Linked DNA regions of Homo sapiens: region 1 is linked to region 2. A link is a loop called in an ENCODE intact Hi-C map of the cell type or tissue named here. Cell type or tissue: PC-3. All regions are shown on one strand.

The links. A loop is a pair of places that touch in the nucleus more often than their neighbours do. Peaks named below come from ENCODE experiments on the same cell type or tissue, not always from the same donor. Only the 100,000 strongest peaks of a DNase experiment are listed, where the experiment ranks them.
Region 1: a loop joins it to region 2, with 2.2 times the contacts of the local background. A loop is called at or near these places in 1 of 110 quality-filtered maps.

What each region holds. Positions count from the first base shown.
Region 1 is chr1:67,881,101-67,885,100 of GRCh38, forward strand. The region is part of intron 1 of GNG12-AS1 (GNG12, DIRAS3 and WLS antisense RNA 1); the gene reads left to right. Among named protein-coding and RNA genes, the nearest start is that of GNG12, 50 kb to the left of the region's middle. In PC-3, no CTCF peak of the experiment used is centred here; a DNase peak (open chromatin) is centred at 2,231; H3K27ac peaks cover 1,568 bases.
Region 2 is chr1:67,977,738-67,981,737 of GRCh38, forward strand. All of the region lies in intron 1 of GNG12-AS1 (GNG12, DIRAS3 and WLS antisense RNA 1), which reads left to right. LOC124900403 (a long non-coding RNA gene) reads left to right here. Exons shown (of 3, transcript XR_007066162.1): 3 at 1-641. Among named protein-coding and RNA genes, the nearest start is that of DIRAS3, 71 kb to the right of the region's middle. In PC-3, no CTCF peak of the experiment used is centred here; a DNase peak (open chromatin) is centred at 1,654; H3K27ac peaks cover 1,396 bases.

The DNA.
Region 1 (4,000 bases), 97 kb before region 2:
AAATATAAAAATTAGCTGAGCATGGTGGCACGCACCTGTCATCCAGGCTACTGGGGAGGCTGAGGCATGAGAATCACTTAAACCCGGGAGGTGGAGGTTGCAGTGAGCTGAGATTTGCACCACTGTACTCCAGCCTGGGTGACAGAGTGAGACACTATCTCAAAAAACAAAAAACAAAAAACAGAAAAAAAACAAGTGGGGAAAACTTGAGCACCCTATTTGAGCCATGGGTTACCTAATTTCCAAGCAAGTAATTTTACATTATTAATTTTTAACTTAATTCCAGAGGACACACTTTGAATAATTCATTACTTCAAAATTATTTGAGGCTTGGTTTATGATCCAGTTTACAAACAATTTTGATCATCCTCAAAACAACATTATGAGATATATGTTATTAAAGACCCATTTTAAGCATAAGGAAACTAGCACTAGAGGGGTAAGAAACTTGTTCAAGGTTGAGTTGAAATTTGAATTCAGGCATTCTGGATCTTAAGTCCATCCTCTTGAACACTGTGCCGTAATGCCTCCACCCACGAGAGGGGAAAACGGGCAGATTCTTAAAAAGGCACTGTGTCTAAAATCTTACGAAATCTGCTTTGAATAAAGGCCTTTACTTAGCACAGTTGAAACATAATGAACCCATTTTCAGCGTTGTATAATGGGAGGGAGGTATACACATACATTGGTGCTTGTTCGTATATTGAGAAGGATAGGTCCATGTGGGGTATGTCCACTTGTCCAGGGATCTTCATGTGAAGGAACTTAATTTAAGAAAAGAGGCCATTGAAAGAGGCAGGCTTGGATATGGACAAATGATCCCTATTGGGGGATACTTACAATAGGGCGTATCTTACTTACTCTTCTGTGGGTTCTTGCTTTTGCTCCAGGAATTTTTGCCCAAGACCTGGAAAGGGGAGTGGAAACAAGAATAGAGTTGCCTTGGAGGTAAGGAGTATTTTTCCACCTGGCTTGAAGTGGCCACATTTCAGAAGGATAGAATCATGGAAGACTAGTCAGTGAGCTGGACCTGGGTTACCTCCCAGGAGCTGCAACATAGATCCTAGTGATCCTTGGAGTCACCAGCAGGTGTGTAAGAGATACACCCATTTGGACTTCAGTTGTGTACTCCAGGAGGAGAAGGGTGCCAAGCCAGCAATGGCAGAAAAGCACAGTGATCCAGAGACCTAGGATCTGAGCAGAAGGGAGTATCTGCTTAAGTCCCCTAAAAGTCCTCTAAGCTTGGAAATCACAGGTAGAGCCAGAGAACTACTGCTTGGTTACATGTCCCTACTTCCTCTCTAGGCTGATAAGGCCTGGGAGATATGACATGCATGTTGTTCTTTCTATGGTAAGCAAAGCATCAAACTCTTGCCAAGGAGGAAGGAGAAAAGCAATACAGTGTAAAACACAATTTATGCTTTTCAACACAAATTTGTGGTGTAAGATGTTGTAATCTATTTGTAATATAAGATAACAATATTGTAAACTCACCTAATTCTCAAAATTCATTCTTACTTGCTACTGGGAGTACAATTTATGAGGGTGGTTTATGGTAATGTACTTAATTGTCTTTATATTTTCAGTCTTCAGCTTAAAGATTGTGAGTATTTAACACAATGCTTAGGATCATGGTGTTCTTATGATGGTACCAGAACATTCATTCAGTGTTGTGTAATAGGAGGGAAGTATACACATACAAATTAAGAAATAATCTAGATGCCTTTAAATACCTTACATACAATTCATGTGGAAAGGTTGCAAATCACCACTTGATTCCTTGTATTTTTCTTAAGATTCTTTATAGTTCACAAATTGCCTGATTTGATCTTCAGAACAACCTTAGGTATGGCAGCTCTCAATATTTTCATTTTTCTTATGGAGAAATTGAAATCCAAAGAGGTAAAATGGCATATCCAAGGTCATATAGAGGGGAGTAGAACTGGATCTGAACTCCGTTCTTCTGAATTTAATTCCAAAGTTTTTTCATTTTGCCTCACGTTCCCTGACCATCTATCCATCCATCCATCCATCCATCCATCCATCCATCCATCCATCCATCTTTTCATTATCAATTCATTCAACGAAAATTTTTGAGTGCCTATTATGAGCCAGGCATTGTACTAGGTACTGACTCATAGAAATATGAGTCAGTCATAGATCCTGTTCCCAGGGACTTTTTAATATAATAGGGATATCAGCTATGGGGCTGAGTAATTCTAAATGGAGACAGAAAGTAGTAAGTACTATGAGTGAATCAGAATGCCCCACAGGAATTCTGGTGCCAGAGGGATAACTTAGAACTGGAGACAAATGAGTAAGGGCTGGAACAGGAGGGATTTATGTGGGAGGGGGCCATCTTATAGGGATGCTATGTGTAGAGACAAATCCTTTGAAATTAATAGGCTGGGAGAATGGCCCAAGCTTAACCTGAAATGACTCTTAAGCACAAGTAAAGAAGAAAAGAGAGTGAACATATCTAAGATGGAACAGAAAAGGAAGAGTTTTAGCCAGTGACATGACCTTTTAAAAGAATATGCACAGACTTTAAAGTTCTGAACCAAAGGGAGAGAAACTGAAAAGTGGAGGAAGAGACTTAAAAGTAGGAGGATCCAGAGGCACAGTTTTTCTAGACGCAGTGGGTATTTTCTGCTCAACCTGAATACTTGGAGCATCTTGTGGGTAAGAGCAACATAAAATCTTGATATAGCTGCTTCTACAACAGGTTGAAGAGAATCAAAATCAACACATATACAGCAGAGGTAGAACAGCTAAGAAACTTGGAAACCCCAGCTTTTGGAAGTGGGTCCAACTGTTATGAGTGTTAGGGTAGCAGTTGTGAGCAGAGTGAGTGAGTTTTAGAAACAGATCACCCAGGGATTCTCAGTGTTTAGATGTGGTTTGCATATTTAATGTGAAATATATATCTTATAAAACATTTTCTGTTAAGCTGTATTTTAGTATGATGTTGTGATGGTTGTTTGCTCTGTATGTGTGATTTTTTTTTTTTTTTTTTTGAGACATGGTCTTGCTCTGTCACCCAGGCTGAAGTGCAGTGATGAGATCATAGCTCACTGCAGCCTCAACCTTCTGGGCTCAAGTGATCCTCCCACCTCGGCCTCCTGAGTAGCTGGGACCACAGGCACGTGCCACCACCCCCAGCTGCTTTTTAAATTTTTTGTAGAGACGAGGTCTCACTTTGTTGCTCACACTGGTCCTTCAGCTTCTGGGCTCAAGCAATCCTTCGGCCTCGGCCTCCCAAAGGGTTACAGTCATGAGCTACCATTCCCAGTTGATATTTTTTATTGTGGTAAGAAAAGAAAGTAGGGAATATTTCCATGAGGAATTATCCCATGAAACTAATTGTCTCAAGGAATTAATCTAAAAACTGCCCTGACTTAAGGTAACATGTACCTTATCAAAGGTCCCAAGTCACACCTACTAGTTCAGGAATTAGGTGAGATCAACCCCAAAAGGACCAAATGATAATATTTCCACCCTTCGATTCAACCAGGGGGTTTGTGTACAGAGAGAAAATGTGGCTAAATTTGTGTATTCCTTCCTAGATTATAAAAGCCTACAAAAGGAGGGACCATTTCTTGATCATCTTTGCATTGTCTATGCCTAGCATTGCACCTAGAAGGTAGAGATGTTTGTCTGATCACGTGCATACAGCCTTGTCTGCGAGCATCTCTGATAGTCATGACAGTTCTTCACAGACTACAGAGATGGTGGGCCATTTAAGTGATACAGACATTAAGTGCCACAGGAATTCACAGTAGGGGAAATCACTTCTGGCTCGGGAGGTCCCAAAAGCCTTCTTAGGAAAGGTAGGACTGAATTAGACCTGGTGAGATTTGTACTAGCAAAGGGAGATGGGGAGAATGGTATGTTCCCTCACCCTTCAGTGTCCACAGGGTAGCTGGCACTTCAGAGGGTGCCCACAGAGGAGATGGAGCTGGAGAAAGAGAGCTTTGCAAGCCACAGCTACCTGCCAGAA
Region 2 (4,000 bases):
CTTTTTATACAGAAGAGGAAGCTGGGGCCCAGAGACGTAAAATTTTTCCTGGATCACACTACTGGTCAACAAGAGAGATGAACTCTAAGTCCTGGACACATGACCCCAGAGCCGAAGCTCTTAAACACTAAATTACACAGGTGTTCTACCCCTTCTCCCTTCTTGCTGAAGAGAAAAAACTCCTAACCAGGACAAACAGAAAACCCAGTGGAAGAAATAGCATTTGGCCCTTGATAGATGGGCTGTACTTTAGCAACGGAGCTGGAGGAAGCCCAGGTAGGTTTGCCAGATTTAGCAAATAAAAATACAGGACACACAGTTAAATCTGAATTTCAGATTAAGATTTTTTCTTAGTATAAATATGTCCCCATTATATAGCATGCTCCAATCAGGCTAGAATTTTTACTCTCCCTTTTTACTTCTACGCTTCATAGCTCATGCTCTTCATCTCTACGGCACACTGTACCCTTTCTTTTTGCCAGTCTTAATGTTACCCATCCTCGAAGCCCCATCCATATTAACTGTCATTTGCCCAGCATTCCTACCTAAAAAATACATTCATATGGATGACCTCATTTGATTTACAAAGCACTCTTGCAAGTAAACATGGTATGCATTATTAACCCCTTGTGCAGATGAGAAAACAAGCTTGGGATGCAACATTTTTTTTTCTTTTTTTTTTGAGATGGAGTCTTGCTCTGTTGCCAGGCTGGAGTGCAGTGGTGCGACCTCACCTCACTGCAACCTCTGCCTCCTGGGTTCCAGGGATTCTCCTGCCTCAGCCTCCCGAGTAGCTGGGACTAGAGGCACGTGCCACCACACCCAGCTAATTTTTTTTTTTTTTTTTTTTAGTATTTTTAGTAGAGATGGGGTTTCACCATGTTGGCCAGATGGTCTTGATCTCTTGACCTCGTGATCTGCCCACCTCGGCCTCCCAAAGTGCTGGGATTACAGGCGTGAGCCACTGCTCCTGGCTGGGATGCAACTTTCACAGATCATTCATTCATGTAACTGGGACCCCAGGGTCTTATGACAGCAACTTTCATTCTTTTTCCACGAATTCACACTGAAACTAATGTCAGCCTTCCACTTTGATTCTCAGTGCTCAGGTACCTCTCCTTTTTCTTGACCTCTCAGTTTGGCTCTTGATTTAAAGTTTACTCTTGTTGTTCAAGTCTTACATTTCCAAGAACACTTATGTTCTCTCAAGACAGGAATCCGCCTTGTACAACTTTGGCCCCTGCCCTTCATACATATCCAGTTGAAACTGATTAATTTTCTCCAAATCCTGTTAAATGATCTTGAAAATCACTCAGGTCTGAGCAATCCTCCAAGTGTTCCGAGTTCTTGGCAGAGTGTGTCACCAGTACTTGTGACTAAAACTGGTATTTTTTTTTTAATTTCATAGAATGTAAAAAATTGTGGTCAAATATTCTTCCCTAATATCCCCAGCTTAGTGATTTCTTCTGGATAGACATTCCCATCCACCACAGAAATGTCCAAAACAAATAGCCAAGGAATAGGCAAGTTTATCTAATAGTAATTTATTCTTCCATTCTTCATTCAACGGCACTTAATAACACCTGCAATATGCTAGCTATTGTGTTAGTCAGTGGAGATCAAAGATGAGAGAGATGCGGTCCTCCTTTTCTAGGAATTCACAGTCTGTTGGAGGTGACTCAACTTTATACAAATACCAGAGGACAAAGCACAATAGATAAATGACGTGAAAATTCAGATGTGGGAGGTAGTTATCTCCAGCTTGGAAAAGGAAAGGATAACCTCAGCTTTTAACCTTGATTCTCCTCTAAAATTCATACAGCCAGTCCTGATATACTAATCATGTGGATTTTAGCCTCAGAATAATTACTGTGATTATCTCAAGAATTTTAAAAAGGACTAAATGCTAATGTGAAAAAAAATGAAAACTCAACATGAGACATTAGAGGAAATTGTTAAGTACAGTGGGGAAGGTTGAGAATTCCCACCCCCTCTCATCTTTGGCTCCTCTGCTCCAGTGAGAAATGGCATACCTCATTCTCTGCTTTGTATTCATTATTCTTTTACTTATAACCATCTTACAGAATGAATCTCTTTCTCCGTCTCTCCTTCTCCCTCTCTTCCTCCCCCTTTATGTGATAGACGTATCTGTCTTTCATATCTTATTTATCCTAGTATACTTCAGAAATTGCCTTTCTTGATTTGTTTCTTGCAATTTCCTGTTTTGTATCATTCATTCATTATTCATGCCAGCCAGTGTTTGTAATTGTGATTTGGTAATTGTTATTCAATGAATGAGTATCAGCTTGAATAACTCAGCTACAAAATCATAATACTTTATATCATTATTTCACTTTCTAGTTTCTTAAATATTTTTGTGTGTCTACTTTTTTTTTTAATCTCAAAGACTTTATGACATTAGTCATCTTTATATTACGTAGACCACAGGAGAGAAACTTGGACCTATCTACATTTGATTTGGGGCCAGCACCCTCTAAGTCTAATCTCCTGCCTGTGTCCATTGCCTCCTGCACAACAGTTAATAAGGTGCACTCACCACCACTCCTGCCACAAGCACAGGCATGCTGTTGTTGCTTCTATTAAGCTTCAAGACAATAAGCTGCCCTCTGGCTGGTGGGACTATAGCTCCATAAAATGATACACTTGCTATACTCTGTTCTGCACCTTTTCCCAGAGAACCATTTCTCTGCTCCTCACCTTGGGAGTAATACATCTTTCTTTGCTTTTACCAAAGAACGGCTGTTGTAATATAGCTTGAGACCAGGGATTTAACCTGCTAGGAAATTCAACATTTATTTAAGGATTATATTTAGCGGAAAGATGAAAAAGGGCCCTACTCAACCGGTATATGAAAAGATGCTCAGTGTCACTGATCACTAGGGAAAGGCAAATTAATATCAGAAGGAGATATAACCTTATGTCTGTTAGGATGGCCATTATTAAAAAGATGGAAGATAACAAGTGTTAGTAAGGATGTGGAGAGAAGGGAACCCTTGTACACCATTGGTGAGAATGTAAATTGGTACAGCCAGTGTGGAAAACAGTATGGAGTTTTGATAAAAATTGAAAACAGAGCTCCCATATGAACCAGCAATCCCACTTCTGGCTATATATTCATGAAAATAAACTCAGTATGTAAAATAGATATTTGCACTCCCGTGCTTATTGAATAATTATTTATAATAGTCAAGATATGAAAAGAATCTAAGTGTCTGTTGACAGATGAATGGATAGAGAAATTGTGGGAGTGTGCATACACACACACACTGGAATATTACTCAGCCTCAAAAAAGAAGGCAATCCTGCAATTTGTGACAACATTGATGAAGCTGGAAGATTTTGTGCTAAGTGAAATAAGCCAGACACAGGAAGAAAAATTCTGTGTAATCTCACTTATATGTGGAATCTTAAAAAGTCAACTTCATAGCAGCAGAGCAGAGAATGGGAGGCAGGTGGGGGTGGGGAGCAGGAAGATGTTGGTATAAAGTTTCAGTTATCTTACGTAGGGTTAATAAGTTCTAGTCATCTAATGTATAGCCTGGTGACTATAGTTAATAATACTGTGTTATCTACTTGAAATGTGCTAAAAGAACAGATTTTAAGTGGTCTCACCACACCAAAAATAGTGAATTATCTGAGGGGATGGATATATTAATTATCTTAACTGAAGTAATCATGAGGTATAAGCATATCAAATCCAATTATATTTCATAAAGCTGATTTTTTTAAAGGGGGAACTATTGATTATTAAATGTTTTCCATACAGGTTCAGCACTCAACATAACCTATCCTGATAATAGACAAATGGCCAGTGTCTCCGCATTAGCAATCTATCGAGATCTCTGACCTAGCTCCTCAAACAGCCAGCCCAAACCTCTCATGCTGGGTGGGCAGCCTTAGCTGCTGACCTTCTCTTCCCTCCAGTGGGTGTTGGTAGCGTGAAAGATGGCCCATCTAATTGCCACTGTCCCTAATGTGC